Linked DNA regions of Mus musculus: region 1 is linked to region 2. Evidence: chromatin loops called from intact Hi-C (ENCODE). Cell type or tissue: left cerebral cortex. All regions are shown on one strand. Each heading gives the region's core, and the rest is flanking DNA. Links, peaks and the distances in the headings are about the cores only. Region 1 overlaps Sult1c2 (sulfotransferase family, cytosolic, 1C, member 2). Region 2 holds the start of Sgo1 (shugoshin 1).

Region 1 (15,405 bases), core at 4,731-12,730, 140 kb before region 2:
TTATAAATTGAGAAGTTTAAAATGACACAAGATGGGGTAGTACTTATCTGTAATCACGGCATTTCGGAGGCATGGGCAGGGGCAGAGGCACAGAGGCTCAAAGGCACAGAGGCTCAGAGGTGCAGAGGCTCAGAGGCAGAGAGAGGCAGAGGCAGAGAGAGAGAGAGAGAGAGAGAGGCAGAGGCAGAGAGGCAGAGAGACAGAGGTTAGCCCTTTTCAGAGATGGTTTTCAGTGAAATAGCTCTCTCTTATTGGAGGTAATAAGGGGAGTAGGTAGGGGTTTTCAGAGTGATGGTCCATTACTAGTCGTGTCCAGGTGCTGGGAATGCGCATTTATATGCAGAAGAGTATCTGCTCCTGGTCAAATCCTTACAGGGAGAGAGGGGGGAGTTTAATCTGTAATTTGGCCACTAGGCTACATTACTCCCTCAAGGATGGCAGAGGTGGGAATCATAAGGCTTATGTGCACAGGGCATGCAGGCACAGAGCAAAGAGGAAAACAGTCCTACTCCTGCAGGTTTCAGGAAGAGATTTTTGAGAATTGGACACATCAACCTTACTTTTGCTCTCCAGGTAGCGTGGATTTCCAGACCCACAGGTTTCATGCTTTGAAACAGTCTTACTGCAGCCTAGACTGTCCTCAAACTCACAGACTTTCTGCTAGCTTCCCTCATGTTGCTTGCCATCATACCCTGCTGATCACTTTAACTGCTGGTCAGAAGTCTGAGCAGATTACAGCCACTGGGTAAAATGAAGGTACCAATTTGCACTCCTAGAGGCTCAGAGAAAAGCATCCCTCTTCGATTCATCTGCTGGACATCAGCTTTCAGTTCTGTTGGGCAGGTGAAGGACAGAGGCTGCTACCTCTGATTTACCCTCAGCTTCTAAAGGCCTTGACATCTATTTCCATTTGTCTCTGAGCTGGTAGTGGGAACTGCGTCATCGGTATACTTTGAGGACTTCCACACCCACCGCCAAAGTTCCACTGGAGTTCAGAATGAGAATATCTTTGGGGACTGTTATATTGGATACCAAAACTTACATTTGACATGGACAAAAATTCATTAAGTAATAACAATTCCTGTGTTAGTTTTCTTTGTGCATATGGACTTATCACAGGAGCATCCTAAATTTCATTGCACACCTACAACTTATAATGAGGCAATTTTTAAAGAAGTATGATGAGATTGGTAGATAGATACTAGCTGAGGTCGTACTCAAGCCACCGATTTAGTGCTTTGCAAGCCTTCTGATATTTAGAGGCATGATTATTACTTATGCTAAACCTGTGATGTGAATTTAAAAGGAAGGAAAATGTAGGGAAGGACATAACATAGAAAGTATGTTGGAAGTGTCAGTGCTCTAAACCAAGCAGTGTAGCTTACACTTGTCACTTCAGAACCAAAGAGACTGAAGCAGAAGCATTGTGAGCTATGGGTCATCTTGGGATATGTAGAGAGACCCTACCCACTCTCACCCTTGAAAGAAAAGAAAGGAAGTGGAGACGGCAGTACTCGTATCCTCCTCGATTGAAGTTGTTTACATCACATCTCAGAGTTTTATGAGAAGTCTACCCTCTCTGCCATACTACAACTATAGCTGCTGCTCGTATCTGAAATGCTTTCGAGAAGAATTAGATCATCATTTTCTAAAAGCACTGCATCCATTCTAGAGAACTCAGCTTTCTCTGGGAAGGTGTCACTCTGAGAGCTGGTCTGGCCAGCCTGGGCACAGTTTTCCTTTCTTTCACTCCCTAGACTGGCTGAGCAATTTTCTTTTACTCAATTTCCAGCAATTGTTTACTGTTAAACTTTCCACAAAGACCTTTCTCTCTTAATGTTCTGTGGCTTGAGTTAAGTAAAAAATAAAAACAAATTATAATAAATATAATAAAGGTACACAGTATAGCAATCACTGAGCAGCCGTAGTAGATGTCTTCTGAAACTTCAATAGTCACTTATTCGCCTACCCTCCTATTTGTGTATTTACAAATTTCTAGGTATAGCAACCAACAGCAAACAGTGCAAAAATGTGCACTCTGAAAAAGACAAAGTAGACTGTAAGCACATAAGGAGATATTCACCATTAGTCATGAAGGAAAAGTAAACAAATCTATTGGGATAGATATTTAAGTGAGATACAAGTCAGTGAAAATACACGGCTGGTGGTCCTCTTAAATAATACAGCCACTGTAGAACAGTGCTATGACAACTTCTCAAAAATGTGAGTATACTATCTTGCACATCTCCATTGAGTTATGAATCCAAAAATATGAACGTAGGAGCTTAGATATTTGTGCATTGTGTTTATAGCACAATAGTTGAAAGGAGGCACGCCAAGTGCCCATGGACAGGGAAAAGGATAAACAAACCACACTACAAGCAGGCATGCAGTAAAAGTCAGCATTAATTGGGAAGAAAATCTGATGGCATGCCACAATACAGTTGATCCTTAAGAACATTCAACTACATAAAACAAATCCATTCAAAAAGGACAAAGAGAATTTGCTTCTCTAAAGTATTTAGAGTTTAAGGAGATAAAAAGGAAAATAATGGTAACCAGGCTCCAAAGAACAGAGGTTTAGCACTAATGGGCTCCTAGTTTCCATCTAGGAAAGTAAAAAGTTTTCAGGAGATGGAAGGTGATGATGTACATTCAACAGCGGGAATATTACTAATGCCACTGAGCCATCCACTTATGATCGTTAATAGCAACTTTCATGTTGTGTGTACTTTATCACAGTACTATAAGAATTCCATTCTGATATTTTCTCACAGGGACTGGACCTTCCTTCCTGAGACATCATGGCCTTGACCCCAGAACTGAGCAGACAAACCAAACTGAAAGAGGTAGCAGGGATCCCACTGCAGGCTCCAACTGTGGACAACTGGAGGCAGATTCAGACCTTCGAGGCCAAGCCAGACGACCTCCTCATTTGTACTTACCCTAAATCAGGTAACCTGGTAAAGTAATAACCCCAGCCTCATCCGCTGAGCTATTGGAATCCTACAATGACAAGCTGGCCACTTTTGTTCCATGATGGGTGCCACCTCAAATGTGTCAGCCCTGAGATTTTTGAAGCTTAGTCTCCTCTACCATTCATTTTTCTTGGGAAGAAGTGAGCTTTGTCTTTACTCTTCCACCTTGCACAGAGATCCAAAGTCTTCCTTCCATAGCTAACAGAAACCTGGTTAGAGTGGAAGGTAAAGCCAACATCTGCATCCACACCCCTTCATTAGTATGCTTGAAGAATAATAGGTTTCTGACTCTTAATCTTTTTGGTCTCCCCAGGGACAACATGGATTCAAGAAATTGTGGACATGATTGAGCAGAATGGTGATGTAGAGAAGTGCCGGCGAACCATCATTCAACACCGACACCCTTTTATTGAGTGGGCACGGCCACCCCAACCATCAGGTAAGAGACTCTGGCTCCATATATGTTCCTCTCCTGTCTTATCCCTGTCCTGGTCTCTTCATCTTCTCCTCTTTTTCTTTCTTGTCCCTCTGTCTCCCTCCCTCCCCTTCATTGTTATTTTGAACAGCATCTCTTTACATAGCTCTGGCTGTACTGGAATTCACGATATTATGCTGGCCTTGAGCTCATAGAGATCCTCCTGCTTCTGCCTCTTGAGTGCTGGGTTAAATGCATGAGTAATTCTTCCCAGATTCATCTCTTTTCTTTTCTCTATTTCCACCAAATGTGAGTCAGCAAGGAAGATAAATGCATATGGAGGCAAAATTCTGCCTCGTTTTATTAGTAAAACTTTGCTCTGGTCATGTGTAACTGTAGAACAGAAGAAGGTATAGAACTCTATTGATTAGCAGTTCACACCCCTTTGCTCTCAGTACTCTACCCTTTTATAACCAAGTGCTTTCTGGACAGTGTCTGATGATTCAAAACACACACACACATGTACACACATACACACATATACATGCACACACAGACACCATAAACACACAGGCACACACACATTCACACACGTACACACATACACAAATAAACATGCACACACAGATACACATAAACACACACACACACAAGCAGAGGCAATTATTTGCTCAGTTGAATGTTTTTCACATAAAGTTAACCTGATGATTTTTCTTTTCATACATGGAGGAAAGTTCACAAGGACAACCAGAAGACAGAAGTCAGGGCTAGGGACCAATTTTAACTCATCACATCATGGAGTGATGTTACCAGAAACTTTGAACCCTTGCAAATGCTGCTGTGAGAAAGCAGAACCCTTCTAGTGTTGACTATGACACTCTTGGAACAGCCATTGTCAGGCTTTGATAAATTCATTCAACTGTTTCAAGACAGAAAGCTCTTGATCAGATATACTTAGAAACTTGTAACGCAGGCAAGGGGATGTCTTCATGTCAGGATATCCTTTCTTCATGTCAGTGCATTTAGAAATTCATATATAAGTCCTTGGCAGGGACTTGCTATTCTCTTTCCAAAGAAAAGTGCTACTTTAAGGGTCATGGGCTGAGAAGCAGTGCTATTTGGGTTTTTCTTAATAACACACACACACACACACACACACTTCTCTAACCCTCTAACTTCTCTTTTGCAAAATGATGAAGTTAATTCACTCAAAGCTTGTACCCAGCACTTCAGCTATGTAAGCCGGCAAACACAAAAGCAATACTTCTCAAATTCTTCTAAAGCTTCTCCCCACAGAAGAGGGAAAATAAGTGAATCCATATCCATGATAGGTATTCTGAGAAAGCAGCACCTGGAGTGGGCGTTCTCATGCACTGTGCCTGAATTCGGTTACAGGTGTGGACAAAGCCAATGAGATGCCAGCTCCAAGGATATTAAGGACCCATCTTCCCACTCAGCTGCTGCCACCATCTTTCTGGACAAACAACTGTAAGGTAAGATAGCAGCATTTCCCATGGAGACTGGAGCAGCAAACCCAGAGAATCAGGTCTCCAAAGCCTGGGTGAGATTACCTTCCTCAACACTAACTATTCTCTACTGCTGAGACCTAATACTTGGCAGTAAAGTCAAACACCGGGCTAGACTTAGTAGGGTGTTTCCCTTGATGCTTTCAAAGGTGATGTGAAGGCAGAGGCCAGACTGAGATGTTGGAAATCATCTGTTCTTCAGTGACACAGACAGGGTGTGGGGATCAGGAACCATAGACTGTAGGTCATAGGAGGACTTATGGAATGGAGCACGAACAAGACGGAGCAGATGAAGTGCAAAGGACTGGTGATCAAAGGGTAAATCCCACTGTAGCCTCACAGGAGGCTTGGCCGCAGCCTCAGCAGCCTACAGGCTTGTTTCATTTTTGACATTTTAGGGTACAGGACTATGTCATGTACCCTAGTGTCTTGTCTAGTATGTTCCTGACACGTTAAGGATCCAGGACCATGGTAGGAGTGTACAAGGTAGAGTAACCCTGCAGTGGATGGAGCTGAGATCTCAGGATGAGGCAATCAATAGCTTTTCTTTCTTTCTTTCTTTCTTTCTTTCTTTCTTTCTTTCTTTCTTTCTTTCTTTCTTTCTTTTTTCTTTCTTTCTTTCTTTTCTTCCTTCCTTCCTTCCTTCCTTCCTTTCTTCCTTCCTTCCTTTCTTTCTTTCTTTCTTTCTTTCTTTCTTTCTTTCTTTCTTTCTTTCTTTCTTTTTCATTTGCCTAGACAGGGTTTCTCTCTGTAGCCTTGGCTGTCCAGGCTGGTCTCCAACTCAGACACCCATCTGCCTCTGCCTCCTGAGTGCTGGGATTAAAGATGTGCACCACCACACCCGGCTTTCAATAGCTTTTTTTAAGGGTATTCTTTTTCTAAATGGGAAATAGAGAAAGAAAGAAAAAAAACGACTGAAGAAATGGTTCAGTGGTTAAGAGCATTGACTGTTCTTCTAGAGGACACAGGCTCTGATGCTAGCACCCATGTGGAGACTCACAACTGTCTGAAACTTCAGTTCTAGGGGATGTGATGCCCTCTGCTGTTTTTTGTAGATACTGAATGCACATTTGGCATGTTCATACAAGCAGGCAATAACATCAATATACTTAAAATTATCACATAATTTAAAATTAAGGATTACTTAAAAAGGATTAAAATATTTCTAGATAGCAGGAATAAAGCTGTGACTCCCATGATCAAGAGACTTGTCTACTGTCAGTACAGCTGGGTAAGGAATGACAATTCTATTCCTGGCATTACTGAAACCAGCTATCAGGAAACCAAGGAGGAACACCTCTTGATGTTGTCCAACTGAGATCAAAAAAGTTGAGAAAATTGCTTAGTTACAGGAAATAAAATGGAAAACAATTAAGAAAAGCAGAATCAGCCTGGAGCTGTGCAGTGGTATTTGATGTCCTGGGAAAGTCAGCAACATTGGCTTTACTGTTTGCACGGGGACTGGAATAGAGCCCAAGCACAAGAAGATAAGAGAATGAGCAGAGAGGGCAGAGGAAACATGGGTCAGCATCCTCCTTGTATGCATAGGTGGAGGAGCTAAGCTCTGTGGTAGAGAATAATCTTCAATGACTATATTTTCAGATTTGAATGAGTTTTTAAAGTATATATAGCAAGCCAAAGAAAAAGAATACATAGAAAGCATCAGGCAGATGGAAGGATGGAGAGAGATAGACAGACAGACTAACAACAAATCAGGTCCTCAAATCATGAAGCAGAAACTGACTGGGCAAGCTCTCTTGTGTCTGTCAGCTGGTGGTCCCAGCAGAGAGAGTGCCAAGCACAATATAGTGTGCCCCTGGGTAACACTTCCTGGTCAAGAAACAAATCACAGCAGGAAGATAATATTACAAAGGTAGGACTCACAAACATCTAGCAAAAACTACTGATGAATCTCCATTAGGATAGCCAGCCAGCTTACCCATCAAGAGTGCCAACATCAGCAGATCCTGTGCTCACAACATTTTCGAGAAACTGACTGGGGAAGTTTAAGCACCAGCTGGAATTTCACATCGAGCTTTCTCTCTGTGTCTGAGAACTGATCTTCTAGCATCTCTTTCCCAAAGGGCTAAACAAAGTACCACCTGTAGGAAATAGTTCACCTTCCAGATGTTCTCAGTAACACAAAGAGTTAATTTGAGCTATTTTGCTGTCCTTTTCCCTCCTAGTCACAGAGTTAGTGGACTAGTCCCTTCCCAGATAAGGAATCTTAGAGAAAACTTAGAAAAAATGCTTGGTTTTGAAGTGTGTGTGTGTGGTGTAACCCCACTGCCAGAGATGGCTTCTCAGTGAATTCAAACAACAGAATACAATTTACCAATATAGTGTACATTGTCAATGGTACATGAGACCATGGGCAGCTTCTGGGTCGCCTTATGTCATCTCTCAATAGTGTAAAGATTAATTCCCTCTGCTTGGCCTGTCCAGGACACTGCCATCTCATACAAGTCAGCATAAGATGACTCCAATGCCAGAAACACGAGTATATCGAACAGAAATGCATATGAATCGTATCAGAAGTCATCTCAGCTTAGACCCCCAGATTACCACTGTGATAACCATCATACATTACAGCATACATCAGGGAAGAGACCTTCATAAGGTTCTCTGCTAAAGAACAGCCAGAGTTAGCTCCGCAAAACTTCTGACAAACCTGTTATACGGAAAAATAAGAAAATGTTAATGCTGGATAAAAATAAATAATTGTATAAAAAATGATATGAAGAAATGAAGAAATAAGATGTGATTTTAAGTCAAATCATCAAAAAAATGGTGTTTTATAATTGCCCACACATACATGTATTTATTATATATACATTATATGTACATAGTTAGAAATTTATATATGAAACACTGAAAATTAAAAAAACAGAACTATCCTAACTCCCAGCCTATGTGCATCTGAATAGAGAAATGTATGAACTTGGAAAGGGAGTGAATGAGAGTTGAGGGAAGGCAAGAGTCATGTGAATGTGCCTGAAACTCACATACATGAAAAGGAAAGAAGACATTCATAAAATGTCAGGCAATACTGAGGTGATAGACAACCTGAGGTACAAAGTTCAAGAATTCAAGTGAAAAAAATAAAAAATAAACCAACACTTTAGAAAATTCTTTCCATTGGAGCACAGCAGCATGTTTACTTGGAGAAACCATGGGCTAGGTGTCAAGGTCTCCCAGCAGGGCCCTTATTCAAAGGCACCTGGCATTTGTTTATTCTGTGTGAAAACACACAGATTCTAAAGTGATCATTATGGAAGCTATGGAGAGGGTTTATAGTCAAAGCAAGTGCTGCTCCACATAGAAACACCAGGTGGAGCTATTGCTTTCCCAGAAATCACGCTGAGGTTGTTGGAAGGCTCATTGGCATCTTAGTTGGGTAACAAGTCAGAGTTTCTAGAGAAAACTCTGATAATAGCCCCTGATAATAAAGGAGAGACCAAGAATTGAGATAACCGTTAATGAGTTAGGGCTGTGCTGGACGTATCATAATTGGCAACAATGCTCTAGGATGAGTCTTGCTGCCAGGGCAGGAGAGCTGAGCCTCCCCCAAGAGGACTCAGCCAGAACAAAAACTCAGAACTTCTCATTTTTGTGACCCTTTAACCCACTTCTCTTGTTCTCCAAAGTTCCTTTATGTAGCTCGAAATGCTAAAGACTGCATGGTTTCCTACTACCACTTCTACAGGATGAGCCAGGTGCTCCCAGAGCCAGGCACCTGGGATGAGTATTTTGAAACCTTCATCAATGGAAAAGGTAAATAAATAAAAATGCTTTGTTCTCCCCTTCCCTTCTTCTGTATTCTACTCCAAAGAGGCTGAGCTGAGAGAGCTATCTGTGACAGTTGATTCTCCAGAGTGTCCTGTGCTTATGTCAAAACGCTTTATTTGGGGGGATTCCTGGACTATAGACTTCCCTCAGCTTATATGTATCGTGTTGTAATGGCGTGCAAGTGATTGTGTATAATCAACACAATGCCACTTTAATTAGCATATTAAGGGAAAACACCAAGACTGACACAAAAGAAAACAAAACCATATATATATATATATACACACATACACATATACATATATATCTTTTTATTAGATATTTTCTGTATTTACATTTCAAATGTTATTCCCTTTCCTAGTTTCCCCTCTGAAAATCCCCTATCCCCTCCCCCCTCCTCCTACTCCCCAACCCACCCACTCCTGCTTCCTGGTCCTGGCATTCCCCTATACTGAGGCATAGAACCTTCACAGGATCAAGGGCTTCTCCTCCCATTGATGACAGACTAGGCCATCCTCTGCTACATATGGAGCTTGAGCCATAAGTCCCACCATGTGTTTTCTTTGAGTGGTGGTTTAGTCCCAGGGAGCTATGGATGTACTGGTTAGTTCATATTGTTGTTCCTCCTATGGGGCTGCAACCGCCTTCAGCTCCTTGGGTACTTTCTCTAGCGCCTTAATTGAGGACCCCGTGCTTGGTCCAAAGGATGGCTGTGAACACCCACTTCTGCATGTGTCAGGCACTGACAGAGCCTCTCAGGAGACAGCTTTATCAGGCTCCTGTCAGCAAGCTCTTGTTGGCATTCACAATAGTGTCTTGGTTTGGTGGTTGTTTATGGGTTGGATCCCCAGGTGGGGCAGTCTCTGCTCTGAAATGAAAACTGTTCTTGTCTGTTACAGTAAGTTGGGGATCCTGGTTTGACCATGTGAAAGGATGGTGGGAAATTCGAGACAAATATCAGATTCTCTTCCTCTTCTATGAAGATATGAAGAGGGTAGGTAAATTTCTGCTTCTGGGTCACGAACAGGGAGGCTGCTTTAGGAAGGTGGTTCTGACAGTGATGTCTGGGAAAATGTGATAGTGTAAAAACTCTCTTCCAGTCCAACTCAATGTTACTCTCACTCACAGAACCCAAAGCATGAAATCCAGAAGGTGATGCAGTTTATGGGCAAGAATTTGGATGAAGATGTGGTGGATAAAATAGTCCTGGAGACATCATTTGAGAAAATGAAAGAGAATCCTATGACAAATCGTTCTACGGCCCCCAAATCTATCCTGGACCAGTCCATTTCCCCTTTCATGAGAAAAGGTTGGTGGGGCTTCTTTATCCCTCACTCTGAGACAGTCCCCCTAAAACTCACACGTTATGATTCTAAGAAGGCTAGAGATTTGTTCTTAGTGTACACGAGAATCTACAAAGCAAGTCTTACAGATGACTAAGACCAGAGCTAGCCTTGGTGCACACCTAAATGGGAACTCTGCCTGAGGTGAGGCTGATCAGAGCTGAGACCTGGAGACCAGGAAGGTACCACTCTAATGGAAAGCTCTAAGTGCTGTTAGTATAGCTGGTATCCACATGCATACTTTCTATCTTCCACCCCTGTGCCTTTTTTCTATTCCATAGCTGCTGCCTCCGTTTCAGCTTCTGTGCATAGTTTGACTATGAACAATGACTCATGACAGTTTCAGGACTTTCAACGTGTATTACGGAGACCCAGCCTCTTAATGCTTCCTAGATTTTGAAAGAATTCTTATTGGTCCAGATGGTCCAGTTTTAAGTGGAAAATGTTATGTTTTTAAATTATTACATTAAATAATTGCTAAATCAATACTTTTCCACATATATCCTCACTAAACCCCATTGTGCAAGAAGCTAAACATGGAATGAAGGCCTTCTCTCTGCCTCATTAGCATACATATTCTTTTCCACAGCAGTGCTACCAGGGCTGGGGTTTACACAGTCTTCCAGAATATCTTTTCTTTGACCTTCAGCACATGAGTTAATTCATTTCATTGACTTTGCAATATACCAAGTATCCCAGGCCCTGAAATGAATCAAACACTTCTACCACTTTTCTCTCTTAATCTCTGGTGAGGATTTGACAAGTAGTCATTTTCCCAGCATATCCTTGTCCAGCATTCTCTGCATACACTTGTGTTCTAGTCTTTGCTTGCTGGCTTTGGCCCATAAAAACACAAATATAGATACCATGACAGAAATCTGTTCAGTATAACACAAACTGTGGTTACATTATACACTTTTGCTTACTTGAATATGAGCCCATCATATTCAAGGGCAAGAAACACAGATAAGAAACATTCACAGGTGTTCCATTGAGTATCTCTCTATCTAAAATTATTTTAATCAGTTCTTGTTGAAAAAATACAGTCTCATTCAAATGATATAATCTACAAAAACAATTCACAGAAATAAACTAATCAGTTCCATAAATTTTATAAACAAATAAAGCTATATGATCAACACCCTTAATCAAAGAAGCAAAGAATTCCTTTCCTTTGGACAATATCTCTTCCTATGGAGAAAAAGGTTCTAATTTTCTCACTCTAGGTAGGTTTGGCTTGTTCTCAGATGGCATATACCTGGAATATCACAGTATATGTTTTCTTATGTCCCAGATCTCTGGCCAGTATAACATCTTAAGATCTCCTGGTATGGCTATATGTCAATTATTCCTTCATTTTTATGACTTTGACTATCCAGTACATGTATGTACCACAGTAGAGCCTAGATTGTTGGTCACACTGTATTAATTGATGACTTGATTTAGAAGCTGGTGTCCCTGCACAAAGACAACTAGGGCCTCTTCTAAGATAGGAGAGGTAAGGGGATGAGGAATTGAGCTCCTGTTAGGATAGCTCCAGTGTGGTCACTCCACACTCCAGTAAGGGACACGAAGGCTGTCAATCAGAGACTGATGCTCCTGTCTGGCCTTTGTCTTTTAGGAACTGTGGGTGATTGGAAAAACCACTTTACTGTGGCTCAAAATGAGAGGTTTGATGAAATCTATAAGCAAAAGATGGGCAGAACCTCTCTGAACTTCTCCATGGAACTCTGATCAAGATGTTGATCACCAAGAACAGGAGTCTGTCTGCAAGCCTCAATCCAGCCAAAGGAAGCCCTGAAAGCAAACTGTAAAGGCCAAAGATTGTGTCTCTGACTCTGTGATTACTAACATCACATTACAACTCATAAAGGCAGATCATGTCCAATGTATACTTTGTCCACTATTCAGTATAAATCAGTAAGACAGCTTAATCAGCTAATCAATCAACCAATCAATCAAACAACCTTGAATAGTATAAATTTTATGTTGGCATTCTTTTAGAAGGTATAGCCTCGATTCTAACTCTGAAATAACTACCCAAAGGGCAAGCATACAAATAGAAGGGATCATCTAAATGAAAGTGTATGAAATCCTAATGTCTTCCCTGCTCAATCTGTTTTTCCTGGTTACAATGGAAAGAATTTGTTTGTGGTCAACTTGTTACAATATGTTATGGGAATAGATTCTACCTGGTAGGAGGAAAGTGAGGGAAGGACTCCAAGGAGATATCAGAAATCCAAATGTTAGTAAAGGAAATCCTAGTTCTGGGTTATAAAAGAAACAGAAGGAAGGCATGAGGGTGGCCTTTGGGAAGCACAAATTGTACCCAGACAAAAGGAGATGGAGGCTTGGTGCTCAGCTTGGAGCCCATTGAGTTTAGATCTCCTGTCATCTCTTCTTAGGAGAAGCTTGTTCTTTTGCCCACTTTAGCTGAGTCCATGTTGTTTCCCTAATTTCTTTCTCAGTCCTTTTATCCTTTGTGTAGAGACAGGCCATTGATTTGTTTGAGTTAATTTTATATCTAGCTACTGCACTGAAGCTGTTTATCTGGTTTAGGAGTTCTCTGGTGGAATTTTGGGGGTCACTAATATATACTATCATATCATCTGCAAATAGTGATATTTTGACTTCTTCCTTTCCAATTTGTATCCCTTTGATCTCCTTTTGTTGTCAAATTGCTCTGGTTAGAACTTCTAGTACTATATTGAATAGGTAGGGAGAAAGTGGGCAGCCTTATCTAGTCCCTGATTTTAGTGGGATTGCTTCGAGTTCCCCTCCATTTAGTTTGATGTTGCCTTCTGGTTTGCTGTAGATTGCTTTTATTATGTTTAGGTGTGGGCCTTGAATTCCTGATCTTTCCAAGACTTTTATCATGAAGGGATATTGGATTTTGTCAAATGCTTTCTCAGCATCTAACGAGCTGATCATGTGGGTTTTGTCTTTGAGTTTGTTTATATAGTGGATTACGTTGATGGATTTCTGTATATTAAACCATCCCTGCATCCCTGGGATGAAGCCTTCTTGGTCATGATGGATGATAGTTGGATGTGTTCTTGGATTTGGTTTGCAAGGATTTTATTGAGTATTTTTGAATCAATATTCATAAGGGAAATTGGTCTGAAGTTCTCTTTCTTTTTTTGGATCTTTGTGAGGTTTAGGTATCAGAGTAATTGTGGCATGATTGAATGAATTGGGTAGAGTACCTTCTGTTTCTATTTTGTGGAATAGTTTGAGAAGAGTTGGAATTAGGTCTTCTTTGAAGGTCTGATAGAATTCTGCATTAAACCCATCTAGTCCTGGGCTTTTTTTGGTTGGGAGACTATTGATGACTACTTCTATTTCTTTATGGGAAATGGAACTGTTTAGATCATTAATCTGATCCTGATTTAACTTTGTACCTGGTATCTGTCTAGGAAGTTGTCCATTTCATCCGGGTTTTCTAGTTTTGTTGAGTATAGCCTTTTGTAGTAGGATCTGATGATGTTTTTTATTTCGTCAGTTTCTGTTGCTATGTCTCCTTTTCATCTTTGATTTTGTTAGTTAAGATACTGTTCCTGTGCCCTCTAGTTAGTCTGGCTAAGGGTTTATCTATCTTGTTGATTTTCTCAAAGAACCAGCTCCTTGATTGGTTGATTCTTTGAATAGTTCTTTTTGTTTCCCCTTGGTTGACTTCAGCCCTGAGTTTGGTTATTTCCTGCCGTCTACTCCTCTTGGGTGAATTTGCTTCCTTTAGTTCTAGAGCTTCTAAGTGTTCTGTCAGGCTGATAGTGTATGCTCTCTCTAGTTTCTTTTTGGAGGCACTCAAGGCTATAAGTTTTCCTCCTAAGACTGTGTTCATTGTGTCCCATAAGTTTGGGTATGTTGTGGCTTCATTTTCATTAAACTCTAAAAAGTGTTTAATTTCTTTATTTCAGCCTTGACCAAGGAATCATTGAGTAGAGTGTTGCTCAGTTTCCACATGAATGTTGGCTTTCTATTATTTATGTTGTTATTGAAGATCAACCTTAGGCCATGGTGATCATACAGGATGCATGGGATAATTTCAATATTTTTGTATCGGTGGCCTGTTTTGTGACCAATTCTATGGTCAATTTTTGAAGAGGTACCATGTGGCGCTGAGAAGAAGATATATCCTTTTGTTTTAGGATAAAGTTTTCTGTAGGTATCTATTAAATCCATTTGTTTCATAACTTCAGTTAGTTTCCATGTGTCTCTGTTTAGTTTCTGTTTCCAGGATCTGTCCATTGGTGAGAGTGGGGTGTTGAAGTCTCCCACTATTATTGTGTGAGGTGCAATGTATGCTTTGAGCTTTACTAAAGTTTTTTTTAATGAATGTGGCTGCCCTTGTATTTGGAACATAGATATTCAGAACTGAGAGTTCATCTTGGCAGATTTTACCTTTGATGAGTATGAAGTGCCCCTCCTTGTCTTTTTTGATAACTGTGGGTTGGAAGTCAATTTTATTCGATATTAGAATGGCTACTAGAGTTTGTTTCTTCGGACCATTTGCTTGGATTTTTTTTCCAGCCTTTCGCTCTAAGGTAGTGTCTGTCCTTTTCCTTGAGATGGGTTTCCTGTAAAAAACATAATGCTGTGTCCTGGTTTTGTAGCCATTCTATTAGTCTATGTCTTTTTATTGAGGAATTGAGTCCATTGATGTTAAGAGAAATTAAAGAAAAGTAATTGTTGCTTCCTGTTGTTTTTGTTGTTAAAGTTGGGATTATGTTCTTGCGGCTGTCTTCTTTTAGGTTTAAGGATTACTTTCTTGCTTTTTCTAGGGTGTAGTTTCCGACCTTGTGTTGGTGTTTTCTCTTTATTATCCTTTGAAGGGCTGGATTAGTGGAAAGATATTGTGTGAATTTGATTTTATCATGGAATACTTTGGTTTCTCCATCTATGGTAATTGAGAGTCTTGCTGGGTATAGTAGCCTGGGCTGGCATTTGTGTTCTCTTAGGGTCTGCATAACATCTGTTCAGGATCTTCTGGTTTTCATAGTCTCTGGTGAGAAGTCTGGAGTAATTCTAATAGGCCTGCCTTTATATGTTACTTGACCTTTTTCCCTTGCTGCTTTTATTATTCTATCTTTATTCAATGCATTTGTTGTTCTGATTATTATGTGTCCAGAGGAATTTCTTTTCTGGTCTAGTCTATTTGGAGTTCTGTAGGCTTCTTATATATTCATGAGCATCTCTTTCTTTAGGTTTGGGAAGTTTACTTCTATAATTTTGAAGATAATTGCTGGCCCTTCAAGTTACAATCTTCATTCTCATCTACTCCTATTATCCGTAGGTTTGGTCTTCTCATTGTGTCCGGGATTTCCTGGATGTTTTGGCTTAGGATCTTTTTGCAT
Region 2 (14,084 bases), core at 6,085-14,084:
CCAAGACCCCTGGTGGTTTTGATGTGCCCATCCAGGAGGCCATAGGGGTCATCTGAACTGATCACTGCTTCGCTGTAAAGGACTCTTCTTCTTTCTTTGGTGTTTCGTGTACTGTGTTCCTTGGTCAGGCAAAACCCTTTTCCATTTCTGCATAAGACTGCTTGCACGTTTCCTAAACAAGTGTTTTGTTGTTTAAGAGAAAGAGATCAAAAGATTAATCATCAGTTCATATTAACATATGCAACTTACTAATTCTGTTTCAATGCTAAACACAAAGTATGACATGTAAATATTTCTAGAATATGTAAGCTCAACACTGTACAGATAGGATTTTTAACTGGGAAACGACCTAATTCAAATCTCAGTGTTAACCAGTAGACTTTAAAACACTTAACTAAAAAAAAACAAAAAAAAACAAAAAAACAAAAACTACAGGTCATGAAAAATAATTACTAAATTAAATTTTTATGAAACTGTTTCAAAGAATGGTTTTTACTGTTTCTTAACATCTATTCAGCAATTTTTTTAAATATTCAGATAAAGGGGTTTTTTAATGTTTAAATTATGTGTATGTGCACATGAGGAGGATGGGTGTCTGTAGAGTCCAGAAGAGAGCATTGGATTCCCTAGAGCAGAAGTTAGTTTGCCATGAGCCACCCAAATGGATGCTGGGAACTGAACTCTAACTCTCTAGGGGAGCACCAAGTATTCCTAAACACTGAAACATCTTCCCAGCACCAAGTAATTAACAAACAACAACAACAACAACAACAAAATCTTTGGTGGGCTTTTGAGAGGTAACCCAGCAATAACAAGCAATAATGTGGTCTTCTAGCAGAGGACCTGAATTCAATTACTAGCATCATGTAGGTTAGCACACAATTCCCCTTGGCCTCTGTACTTGTGTGCACAGGACCACATACACATAAAAATTAGAAATCCTTAAAGGACAAAACACTTGGGGGCTGATAAGAAAATTAGGTAAAGGCAGCTGCTACCAGGCCTGCTAATCTTGAGTTCCATTCTTGGGTCCTATATGGTGAAAAGAATTATCTCCTAGGAGTTGTCCTCTGACCTTCATATACAGGTATATGCACACACAATCAATCAATAAATAATAATGGATGAATAAATGAACAAAGTATGTGTGTATATATATGTATATATATTATATTTTACTGGTGAAAATTAAAACTCAAATGTATTTAGGATATGGATGATAAAATTCCACTGTTAAGTGTCCATCCTAGATTTCTGTAATGTGCAATTAAACAGTAAGTTCTATAAAAATTCATATTGGGGAAATAAGCAGCCACGTTAAACTCGACAGTTATTAACTGAAGTCTTCAGTAAGAGATGGCAGTATGGTATGATCATAGTTGAGATAAACCTGGGATATTTGCAACATTTTGCTTCATTAATGTCCTGAAGTCTAAATCTGGTCCAGACAGATTAAAAGATGCTGTTAGAAGGGGTTTGGATTTTTTGTTTTGTTTTCCCCAAGATTTTAGAATTATCATATGTTTAAGAACAAGCAGTGGTTTTTTGTACAGCATTGTGATTCACAACATATCTCAGGTGGCATTGGTATCTGAATACTCTGCCCCTGAAAATTAAAATTCCTACTTTAATATACCAGCTCTAAAAGCAAAATTTGGTGGGGGCAGTGAGATGGTTCAGTGTGAAGAGACACTTGATGACCTGTTTGAGCTAGACCCCATATGGTGGAAGGAGAGAACCTGATCCCCAAAGCTGCCCTTGACTTCAACATGCATGCTGTGGCATACATGCACGTGTACCACACACTTTAAAATAAGAATATTCTGTCAGGTGGGGGTGGTGTGCCAGCACTCAAGAAGCAGAGACCTGTGAGTTCCAGGACAGTCAGGCTACACACAGTGAACCCCTGTCTACAATCAAAGAATATTTAGGCCTCTGACAGTGCTATACTTGGAATCAGAATTTTGTTGCTAATGTGTTCAATTCTGTTTCTTCAACTTTTAACTTATTTTTGTCTTTCTTTTTGTAGTCTCCCCTCCCCCAGCCTGAAACCTGCTTGCTCAGGGGTGGAGCTTCCCGCTCAATTGTTCTGCCACGCCCACTGCTGGAACCTGCCGCTTTGCTGTTTGTAGCCATACACCCTGCTACTGGACCTCAAGATTATTTGGCGGGAATCGGGCCCCTCCCCCTTCTACTATTGAGTGCCGCAATAGTAAAAATTGAACCTTGAGCAGAGACCTTTGTCTTGGTTCCTTCCTTATCTCGCGCAGCCCATCCCCTCTTCTCTTCCAGGTTTCCAAAATGCCTTTCCAGGCTAGAACCCAAACCTGTGATCTGCTGGCCAGACACAACATTTGGTGAACCAACGCAAGACTGAGAAATGGCAAAGGATTTTTGGAAGAGGCACTGCTGGTTTGGAGCTCCATAGAAGAAGAAAATAATTAAAGGATAAAGGAAATTCATACCGGAGAAGGTTGGTATGGGCTAAGCTGAAACAGCGTTAAACCCGAGAGCTAATTCACTTAGGTTCAGCAGTGAAGCTTAAGAGGAGCTGGGAACTATAACAGGTGGTAGGCCGTGGCTCTCCGAAGCTACATTTTTAGGTGTGAGAAAAGAAAGGGTTTATTAAAAGGAAATTAATAATCAGGCGGATTGCATCATGAGGGAGGAAAATGTCCCAAAAAGCAGAGAGAAATTTCAGGAGTGCCATGCTTTGTTCTCTCTGGGCCTTATAGCAGAAGTAGTACTGTGTCCCCTTTTGTGTCTTGTCTAATGTCTGGTGCACCAATCTGTTCTCGTGTTCAATTCATGTATGTTCGTGTCCAGTCTGTATGAATGAATGTTCTATGTTTTATGTTGGATAATAAAGATGGTATAAAAAACTTTATCTGCAAAGCTGAGAGCTGCCACGTGCTTCAGCCAGGAATCAGACACATGGCAGGAGGGCCCCTGCTAGAAAAACTGTTTGTTTTAGGAGAAAAGGGCAAATGCACAGCCTCTTAGTTTCGGTGTAAAAAAGCTGATAAATGGTTCGTGACTAATGTGTTTGACAAATGGTAAAGTGCCTTTTATTCTATGATTGTAGCTACAAAAATTAATATTCTCTGAATGGTCTAAATGTAACTGCTTCATTTGGTTCCTTTTTATTGATAATGTGCTCTGCATGTTTTCACATTCAGCTCATAAGTTGTTGGTTAAGATTAATAATTGTTACATTGCTACAGATGGTTAGTGTTAAATTTGATAACTCAAGTTTAGAGTCCTTCTGACACGTGGCATAAGGCAGGCCCAGAGGCTGGGTCTCTAAAGATATTTCTAGTTTAGATAATAATTAATGTGGTTCCTATCCTAAATAGTAAAATTTAAGATAAGATTTAAAGCAATGCCTCTTTATTAAAGCATTAAAGCTTGCTTTAATAGGTATTCATAGGTATTAACTGGCAGCCAAACTTCATAATATGATAGTAATGCTTCTAATATTGATTTTAAAGATGATAAATTGTTTTAAACTTGGGTTTTGCTTTCCTAAGGTTGTAGATATTATCCTAACGTTACACAAGAAACTTAAAAATTATGGTTAAGACTGCCATTGTTACATTGACTGCAGCTTGCAGTTTGATTGCAAATTTAAGATTTTCTACTCACCCATATATTATTAATTAAGATAATTATAAGAGTAATCATCTTTTGAAAGCGCAATTACAGCTCACTTCATACAAACCTGTGATCTGCTGGCCAGACACAACATTTTTTTTTGATTAATTTTGAAATAGAGTTTCAATATGTAGCCCAGGCTGACCTAAACTTGAGATCTTCCTGTTTCTGCCTCATTTCAGAAAAACTCTTTGTTTAGCAAATAAGAATCTAGGCTTAAAAGGCTGAAGTCTGTCCAACTGGTATGATTTGACAGAAAGCCTAACCTGGTGTGAGATAAACTGTAGTCTTGCCTCATTAACATAATAGAATGAATGCTAGTTGAGGTCCGGGGTTGGTTGCAAAATGTGACCCTGTGCTATGCAAATTATGCTCCTGCAGTCTGCACAAATTTCTATTTTCATTCTTCTTTTATCCTAACTTGTGGATCTTTTACTTTGATCTGTAACAGGTAAGTCAGTAATTATTAAGTGGGGAGGTTTGGTTTGGTTTGGTTTGGCTTTGAGATAAGCTTCATTTAGCCTGAGCTGGCCTTGAACTCTTTGTGTAGCTCAGAGTGTCTTGAAATTCCAAGTCCTCCTGTTAGCAGGTACCATCATGCCCTGTTTATGGGTCTTATGCATTCTAGGTAGACATTCTGCAAACTGAGCAATTGTCACCAGCAAAGTGGCACATTGGCATTTAATGTGGCAACTGGATAAACTATTAGAATGTAGTTCAGCACCTTTCTTAAAATAGCGAAAGTGTATGTATGTGTAAGTAGTGCTACTATAGGTTTAAAACTATGTGGGGGAAGTAGTTCAACTTTCTAATATTCCATGTGACAGCTTGAATTCACATACTAGCTTAAGCAGGAAGATGGTAAGCAAGCACTTTGGCTTTATATACTTCTGTAATATGGCAGATACATGTGACTATTCTGGTTTTTAAAAGGAGTAGTAACTTGGTAGTATAAGGCAGGTGGGTTGCAAGAGTGAGGCCACTGTGTCCAGAAAACCAAGGGGGCAGTAATAGTCACTGTGGATCAGGGTCTAGCCCATCTCACCAAACACGATCCTAGGCAATGTACTGTTAGGTCTCCACATGTTGATGAGTTGATGCAGAAAAAACAAAGTTCTTAAGTCAGAAGATGATAATGGGCTGGAGAGATGGATCACTGGTTAAGAACACTTAGTGACCTGTCAGGTGGTTCACAACTGCCAATAACTCCAGCTCCGGGGGATCCAATGTGCTCTCTTCAAACTCCCCAGGTACCTGCACATATGTTACATTCACAAAAACACATAAGAATAAATTCTTTGTAACTTCTAGCTTCTTGTCTTTAGTGACTGACTAAATCTCAGAAAATGGGGGGGGGGACTTCTAAAAGTGAGAGAAAGGGGGAAGAACGGAAAGATGAGAAAGGAAGAAAATTTGACATGGTGGCTAGTATCTGTAACCTCAATGCTCAGAATGAGGCAGAAGGATTGCCACAAGTTGGAGGTCAGGCTGGGTTAGAGTGAGATCCTGTCTCCAAAAGGAAGAAAAGATGGCTTGCCAGTATGGAGTTTATAATATCCAAAATGTTGAGATGCTCAGAATGAGGCAGAAGGATTGGAGGACAAGTTGGGAGGACAGCCTGGATTAGAGTGAAAAAGAAAGAAAAGATGGCTTGCCAGTAGAAAGAGAACTAACCCTGAAAGTAGTCTGGTCTCCACACATGCACCATGATCTTTGTGAGTTCAGGTCATCTGCATTTAGAAAAATATTTCCTTCAAAGAAGGAAAAATAGAAGAATGAAACAAAGCACAGATTAAAGGAGCATTCGTAGGCTGCTGGTGGGTTCCAATAGACTAACACAAATGATGTGAGTGATCTTAGAGAGGATCCTTAAAGAGAGAAATAGATCCATCACAGTCAAATGGCTTAAAATCTAAGAAAGAGAAAATCTTTCAAGCAGCCACAAGGAGGAGCCACATTCTGAAGAGAGGAACAAGAGAGGTTGAGACAGGGATGCCTGCCAGGCCAAACAAGGAAACAGATTCCAACAACTGAGAAAAATCTGCCAGTCTGTAATTCCACACCAAATGATTATTTCCTTCAAAACCAAGAGTCAAATAATATCTTAAAAATTCATCACTAGCCTTGTATGGGTGGTGTATTCCTTTTTCCGAGCCCTTAGGAGACTGAAGCAAGTGGATCTCAGTGAGCTTGAAGCCAGTCTGGATTACAGAGTTACAGGTCAGTCGGGGATACATAATAGAGACCCTGTCTCAAAGAAAGGAAGAAAGAGAGAGAGAGAAAGAGAGAGAGAGAGAGAGAGAGAGAGAGAGAGAGAGAGAGAGAGAGAGAGAAGAAAAACACCAGAAAATCCACATCATAGAAACCAAGGAATTTTCTAGGCAAGAAACAAACCAAATGAATAGGTCAGCACAAAGGAATTAAGAACAAAAGGAGTATGAGTTCCTAAAAGATACAACCTCTTTTCTTACTGAAAAACATAAAAGACTTAGGAAATACAAAACTATGAATATAAAAATACATATATAAATATCATTTACACAGAAACATTGTAATCAAAATAATGACTGAGACAGGTGTAGCCTTACACACCTATAATCTGGACCAATTTCCTTTATGAACAGTGATGCAAAAATACTCAGTAAAATACTCTCAAACTAAATCTAAGAACACAGCAAAACATCATGCACCATGATCAAGTAGGTTTCATCTCAGGGATGTAGAGATGGTTCAATATACAAAAATTCATTAACGTAAGCCACCATATAAGCAAACTAGGAAAAAAATCACATGATCATCTATTAGATGCCGAAAAGGCCAAGATATGGATCTAGCTCAATGTCCATCAGTAGGTGAGTAGATCAAACAGAAACAACAGAGATTTATTCAACTACAAAGAACAAAGTGATATCACTGCAGGAAAACAGATGGAACTGGACACCACCATGCTAAGAGAAATATGACACACTCTAAAAGACAATATTGTATGGGTTTTTACTCCTATGTAGAATTTAGAGTGGTACAGGGGACATCAAAGTAAAAAAACTGACTATTCAAGGATTGGAAAAGTATAAAATCAAGGAGGCAGGGAGAGAAAAGAAAGCAATAGAGGAGATGAAAATGATAAGCTCATATTGTGTGTTATATAAAAATGCAGCCCCAGGCCAGCCTGGTCTACAGCATGAGTTCCAGGACAGCCTACATAGAGAAACCCTGTCTTGGAAAAAAAAAAAAAATGCAACTGCAAAGTAAATTAAAAAAAAAAAAAAAAGCAGATCTTTAGATTACCAATTATCTGCATTGTTAACCAAAACAAGCCTAAACACCATTTTTAGAGTATACCTTTTCTTTTTCTTTTCATTAAAACAATTTTTTCATCCAACATAATCTAATCATGGTTTCCTCTCCCCCAAGTCCTCCCAGACCCTCCCTACATCTTCATCCTCCCAACTCCTATCTCTGTCTCTGTCTATCTGTATATCTGTCCCTATCTCTCCGGGAAAAAAAAAAATATATATATACCAAATTTTAAAAAAATCTACTGAGTCTAGAGTGAAGGATCAGCAGTAAAGAGCACTTGTTGTCTTGCAAAGAACTTCAGTTCAGTTTTCTAGCACCCACATCTGTAAGTCCAGTTCCCAGAGGTTGCTGTTTTCTCCTGACTCCACAGGTAGTAGACATAATGTGCATGCACACATGCAAGCAAACACTCATCCAAGTTAAAGAAACACACAAATACACCTATTTGTGTATGAATATCTCTATATCATGTTGAGTAAGTACACAGTTTTTAACAATAAACACCATAGACTTATTATGATTTAAAAAAATAAATAAGGGGTTGGGGATTTAGCTCAGAGGTAGAGCACTTGCCTAGCAAGCGCAAGGCCCTGGGTTCGGTCCTCAGCTCTGGAAAAAAAAAAAAGATAAAAAATAAATAAAGCAATACATAGAACGCCCTGGCACAGAGCAGAGCATGCGCTTACGTTACATGTGTTTATGTTGCTGTGATGAAATACATGACAGAAGCAACTTAAGGGAGGAGAGATGGTTCAGGAGTTGTAAGTCCATCATGGCAGGAAAGGCAGGATGACAGACTAGATGTGTGGCAGTGGGAGTGTGCAGTAAATGCTTGTACATGCCACTGAGCAGAGCAGAGAGAGCCTAGGCCCAAAGCAGTCATCCCCAACCCTCCCACCTCCTCCAGCTGTGTCTCATAGCCTAAGGTTTTACAACCACCCGAAACAGCGTTACCATGTAGAGATAAAGTGTTCAAACCCATGAGCCTACAGGGGAGATTTAATATGCCAAAATAGGAATGCAGTGTAGTGGCTCATACCTTAAACACACACTTAGGAGGCAAAGACAGTAGGTTGTATGAGTTCTAGGTCAGTCTGATCCACATACCTATGTCCAAGCCAGCCAAAGCTACATAATGAGACGCTGTCTCAAAAACAAACAAACAAAACGCCAGCACGGCCAGCATCTTAGTTAGGGTTTCTATGGTGAAGAGACACCATGACCAAGGCAACTCTTATAAAGGACAGCATTTAATTGGAGCTGGCTTACAGTTTCAGGGGTTCAGTTCATTATCATCATGGCAGGAAGCATGGCAGCCTGCAGATAGACATGGTTTAGGAGGAGATGAGAGGTCTACATTTTGATCTGAAGACAGAAAGAAAGAGACTGTTTCAGCAGCATTCAATTAAGCCTGGGAGCCCTCAAAGCCTGCCTAAAGAGTGACACACTCCCTCCAACAAGGCCTCCTCATAGTGCCATTTCCCATAGCCCAAGCATATCCAAACTGCCACAGGCAGTAAATTCAATTAAATACTTACATTCTTGGCACTAGGCTGAGAAATTCAACCCTCTAAAATAGAAGTATACAGCAAGGATTCTGAGGTTTAATAAGTTATTTCAAGTGGTTAAGATACATTTCTAAAACATGCAGATGAAAGCTACAAGCAATCTAAAAAGTAGGACTTTCCCCAGCCTGTCTGTCTACTGTACACTTATATAGGTTCTCCACAGCTTGGGACTGCTCAACAAAGGAAAAGACTAAGCCAATATAAGTGGGTACCAAAATGATGTGATAGTTTGCTGCATTTTGGTTCTGACAAATTCCTTAAAACTTTTGGTCACCAAGTTTCTAACATTTGTATGCTATTCAAATTAATACACAGCACATGACATGGTAAGTATTAAAGAATCTTTCAAAGGGTTTTTTAATTCTTATTTTTGTATATATGTATGTGTTCTCTTTGATCACGTATGCCACATGCTGTACACAGGTGCCCATGAAGAGGGCATCAAATCTGGAGCTGAAGTCAGAGGTGGTTGTGAGCTGCCTGACATGGGTGCTCAGAACTGAACTCAGGTCCTCTGCAAGAGCAGCAAAAGCTTTTGATATCTGGATCATATCCACATTTCCAAAGGAATCTTTTTTAAAAAATTTTTTTTAATGTCAGCACTTGGGAGGCCAAGACTAGCATATCTCTGTGTGTTCCTGGTCATCGCAGAAATATCACGAATTTGAAGTCTGCTTAGGCTGTGTAAAAAACCTGCCTTAACCCGTTGTTTTGTTTTGCTTTGTTTTGTTTTTTGAATGCCAAATAAACAGACCAAAACCAAACTTTTTTAGGAGATGGACATGGTGGTACACACATTTAATCTAGCATTCAAGAGACAGAAGCAGGTGGATCTGTTTGCATTTGAGGCCAACCTCAAATATATAGTGAGTTCCAAGACAGTCAAAGGTACACAGAGAGACTTCTCTACAGCGTAAGGAGTTAGAGGTCATCCTGGGCTACAAGAAGACCCTGTCTCAAAAACAAAAACAAACAGAAAACAAAGAAGAGAGCCATAAATGAGCAGCCGTGGAACGATAATCTTAGGACCCTAGGTAAGAAATTAAGAGTGTGAACCTTGTGTGATGACCAGCATAGTAAAATATAACTTGTTATATTGGCTACGTATATCTATCTACCTTATGGCACAAGACATCTGCCAAGGATATGACTTATGAAGCAATCACTCAACTGTGGAGGCTCCAAATGTCTTGTGGTAGGGCTCCCTGCTGCCACCTTCCCCTTCCCATTTTCTTTGTGTGCCTTCAGAACTACCCAGTAACGCTGCCTGATGTGTAAGCGTGCCGAACTTTTCTCAGCATGACTAAACCCAATTCCTTGACTATTATCAGGAACTGATAAAGAAGTTTAGATTGTTCCCGGGAAAGCACTTTAAAAAACGGATCCCACAAGATGACCTTCTAATTCAGTCACGGCTGCTGCACTACAATGACTTCTGAGGTGAGCGCAGCCGGTTGTAAATCTCTTCCGTAAATGCACAGGACAGGATCGGGCTGTCACTTGGCGTTTCTTCTTGAATCAGCCAGGCCCACCCGCAGATCTCGCCAGCGGGCTGAACCTGGAGAGCCCAGTCTCTCACATCAGTCCTTTCGCTGAGCCTGCGCTAAACGTGCTGGATGGACGTTTGCCACACGGGCGCGCCCCGGAGCACAAGAGCTGCGCGGCCTTGGGCGCCCTGACAAGCCACGCCAGGATCTGTTTGGATCTTTCGTGCTCCAACTCAGGCTTCAACTCGAACTCGTCATTCTCCTGCCTCAGCCTTCTGAGAGCTGGGCTCTCAGGCCTGCGTCAACACCCCAGGTCTAACCGGAAGTCAGGGACGCACCCAGACAAGACCCAGTCTCAAAGTCGCTAGATCTCTAGGCTGTGGGAAGGCGGACGCCGAGCCAAGGCCTCAATTCCAGCCTGACTCCACCCCCTCTACCCCACCCCAGCCACAGCTGCGCGTGCGCAGGCGCGCCACGTGATGCCATTCCCCGGGGCCGGGCGCTGCGTCTACGGAGAAGGGCGGGCCGGAGTGTCACGTGATGGTGTCCGGCCAGCCAATGGATACGCGTAACGCAGAATTTCGAATGTGGCGGCGGTAGCTGCGGAGCGCGGCGGAGCGGGAGGTTGCATCTGCTCGTCCGGACCTGAGTGGCCGAGGTACGGAGCGGTACGGGCGGCGGGACTGGAGGTATCTCTCCGACCGGACGACGCGTTCCGCTCGCGAAAGCGAGCACCCCGAAATCGACAGGGCTTTTGCTCAATCAAAGTAGCAAAAACTTTTTAGATAGGGGCCGGAGGAAGGGGTGTTCTCGCCGACTTGCACTGTCTAGCACGCACAAGGCCCGATTTCCATCCCACTGTGCTCGCGCACGCGAACAAACTGTAATTAACTTTAACTCTATCAGTTATTCATTCTGTGTGTCACTCAGATGTCTCCGGTGCAAACTTTTAAAACTTGATGGTGACCCACCCATTCTTATAAGAAGTCGTTGCATTTATTCTGTTGAACTCCCCTCTCCAATCTATCGTATATACACATTGGTAAAAATAAAGGGTTAGATAAGATATACAGTACCAATTTAAGGCTTCATTATGCGTGGAGGAAAATACGTCCTGGTGAGAATACTCAAGAAGAGATTCAAGAAAACACTTAACTAAAAGGAGATGAATCAAGATAGTTCTTGTGGTGACAATTATATGCACACATTGTGGTTGGCAACAGTTTACAATTTTGAGACCAGGAAGTTTATTTTGCTTGAAGCACGCTACTGTTATTAACATGAATACATGTTTTCTCAGCCCCAAAATTACTAGAGAAAAGCTGCCAAACAGAAACCCAGATATACATATAAATTGCTTCTGAACTAATACTGTAATCCTAAACACTAAAGGTTGGCTATAAACATTGTAAGAAAAGTAAGTCTGCTTATGGCTCATACATTTGTGGTCCCAGCTACTCAGGAGGCTGAGGTAGGAAGGACATGAGAGCTCTTAAGTTCAAAACCAGACTGGGTAACAGCAATATCCTGTCCCAAAATAATAAGTTCCCATAGAGCCTAGAATGTTGTACGCCTCCAATGAATATTTACTATAAGATGAATAATTGATACTTTCTGGAGTTATTTAATACTTTCCTATGAAATAGTAGAAGATAAGGTTATAGCAAAAGCATGAATGACATTTTATGGGATTTTTTTTCTTATGATGGCTTGATTCTAACATCTTTTTTCTTCTTGTTTTGTTTTAGATGAATTTCACTATGTAGCCCAAGCATAAATCTATGACCCACCTGCCTTAGCCTTTTTAGTAGCTTGGATTATTCTACAACACCTGACTTAATATTTCTAAGCAGAAAATCAAAATATTGCTTTTTTTGAAGTAAGTTTACAATTTAGTCTTTTGTAATCCCTTCTTGATGAACAGCCTATGTTTCTTAAATTTTATGTTTAAAAAATATCTGAGAAGTGTTCATTGGTTTTTTTTTTTTTTGTTTTGTTTTTAATTCAAAGACAAAGATGGCTAAGGAAAGGTGTCAGAAAAGGTCCTTTCAAGATACCCTTGAAGACATTAAGAATCGAATGAAAGAAAAAAGGAATAAAAATTTGGCGGGGATTGGGAAACGCAAGTCCTTTATTGTTGCACCGGGCCAAGTACCCAGTAAGAGAATTTTGTGTTGTCTTCTTCCAGCATTCTTACTTTGAAAGTGTGGCATTTGTGTGTGTTGTGTGTGTTTCTTTGTGTGTGGAGCACAGTGGGGTGTTGCTGTAGTAGAAGTTCTGGAGTCCTGCTATTAATCTCTGCCCTGTTCCCCTGCAAAGGGTCTCTCACTGAACAAGGAACTATTGTGGCAGCCAGTCAAGCCCCAGAGATCCTCCTGTCTCCACACACCTTTAACACCTTACCTTCCCTCCGTCCTGCCACAGCAGATAGAGTCACCAGTGTGCAGGACCACACCTGGCTCTTTAGGGGATTTGACCTGTGGGCCTCATTGGTTTCTTAGCAAGCACTCCTAGCCATTGAGAGATATCTCTAGCCTCTGCTTCACCTTCTAGGTTGAGGCTTACTAACTGAAAATTTTATCTTATAGCTAACACTGCTACACTACTGAGATATTACCAAGATAACAACAGGTTGTTAGTCTTGGCTTTGGAAAATGAGAAATCCAAAGTGAGAGAAGCACAGGATGTCATCCTGCAACTGAGAAAAGAATGCTACTACCTTACTTGTCAGCTGTATGCATTGAAAGAGAAGCTAACTTCCCGACAAAGTGAAGAAACTACTCAGGTATATTCAGTACAAAACTTTTCTGTGTAGTTTTGCCATATGCAGTTCAGCTTTATATAGATTTAGATATGGAAAATATTCTTAAGTATTCTTCGGAGAGTCACTTTTTAAAAAAATACTTCATTATATCCATTTACTCTGTGTGTGTGTCTGTGTGTAGTTCAGAGGATAACATTAGGTGTTATATAGAAATAAGTAACATACATATATGTGCCCTCACATATAATGTGTATATTGACGTTATCGAAGACAGTTGTCTTTCTAGAAGGTGCTATTTCTTCCTGAGTGTCATGTATACCTGCGATTTTGTGATGCCAGAACTCAATATGCTAACTCAGAAAGACCCAAGTTATGGGTCAACCTGAACTGCACAATGAGACCTCATCTCTAGAAGAGATTTTTGAAGCCTACATATGATTTCATGACTTTTCTCTAAGATTTCAATTACTTTTTAAAGATTGTTTTCCTTCAACACTTAATCTTTTTTCCTCCTTTTTCAGTTAGTACAGTGTAAACCTAATGGTTTCTGAATCTCCCCCATGGTTTTCCAGTTTTTAAACAATTCCTTTTTAATTGTGTGTGTGTGTGTGTGTGTGTGTGTGTGTGTGTGTGTGTGTGAGTGGTGTGAATATATGTATGTGAGTATGTGCAAGTATATGTATGTGAGTGTGTGTGCACATGGAAGCCAGAGACATTGGATCCTCATCGGAGTGGAGTTACAGGCATTTTGAGCCACTTGAAATAGGTGCTGGAAACCAGACTTGGGTTCTCCCAAAGAGCTGTTCACACTCTTAACTGCTGAGCCATACATACCTCCAGCCCCTACTTCGCAGAGTTTTTGCTGAAATTAGAAGAACCAGTGTTCAGTGACTACTTAATGACATAAGCCTCAAAACAGTAGGGGGAAAAATTCTATTATTCTCGCGCCTTCGATGCCATCTATTGATGACTTTCCGTTAAGTGTATTGTTACTAGTTAGTTGCTGATATGTACTTAGCATTTAATATCAGGTGCTTTGCTTGTTTCTCTGTCACACATGCATGTGATCACTTGTGAGCCATCCTGTACCTGTACTTCAGTGCGCAAGGTTGGTTTTTCAGTAGTAGAGAGCTTAGCGTTGTTTCTTTGTTTGTTTCTGACAAGATCTCAATATGTCGACCAGGCTGGTCTCAAGCTCACTGTGTAGACCAGACTGGCCCCAAAGTCTTCCTGCCTCAGCCATCTAAGTGCTGCCATGCGCAGGTTGAGATATTTTAGTGTAAGGTTTTCTTGGGCTGAGTCTGTAGCTCA

What was found. Peaks named below come from ENCODE experiments on the same cell type or tissue, not always from the same donor. Only the 100,000 strongest peaks of a DNase experiment are listed, where the experiment ranks them.
Region 1: it touches region 2 in a loop (2.3-fold over the local background); 11 of 42 quality-filtered maps call a loop at or near these places.

The regions. Positions count from the first base shown.
Region 1 is chr17:53,826,382-53,841,786 of GRCm38, reverse strand. It overlaps Sult1c2 (sulfotransferase family, cytosolic, 1C, member 2), which reads left to right. Exons shown (of 8, transcript NM_026935.4): 2 at 2,778-2,955; 3 at 3,292-3,417; 4 at 4,789-4,886; 5 at 8,567-8,693; 6 at 9,608-9,702; 7 at 9,837-10,017; 8 at 11,673-12,150. The coding sequence starts at 2,805. The coding sequence ends at 11,785. Among named protein-coding and RNA genes, the nearest start is that of Sult1c2, 12 kb to the left of the region's middle. In left cerebral cortex, for the core only: a CTCF peak has its summit at 8,249 (motif pointing right); DNase peaks (open chromatin) are centred at 4,911 and 8,261.
Region 2 is chr17:53,685,794-53,699,877 of GRCm38, reverse strand. It overlaps Sgo1 (shugoshin 1), which reads left to right and starts at 10,563. Exons shown (of 9, transcript NM_028232.2): 1 at 10,563-10,667; 2 at 11,758-11,888; 3 at 12,020-12,167; 4 at 12,598-12,794. The coding sequence starts at 12,026. It also overlaps the pseudogene Gm31532. In left cerebral cortex, for the core only: a CTCF peak has its summit at 10,159; DNase peaks (open chromatin) are centred at 10,186 and 10,462; H3K4me3 peaks cover 1,402 bases; H3K27ac peaks cover 786 bases.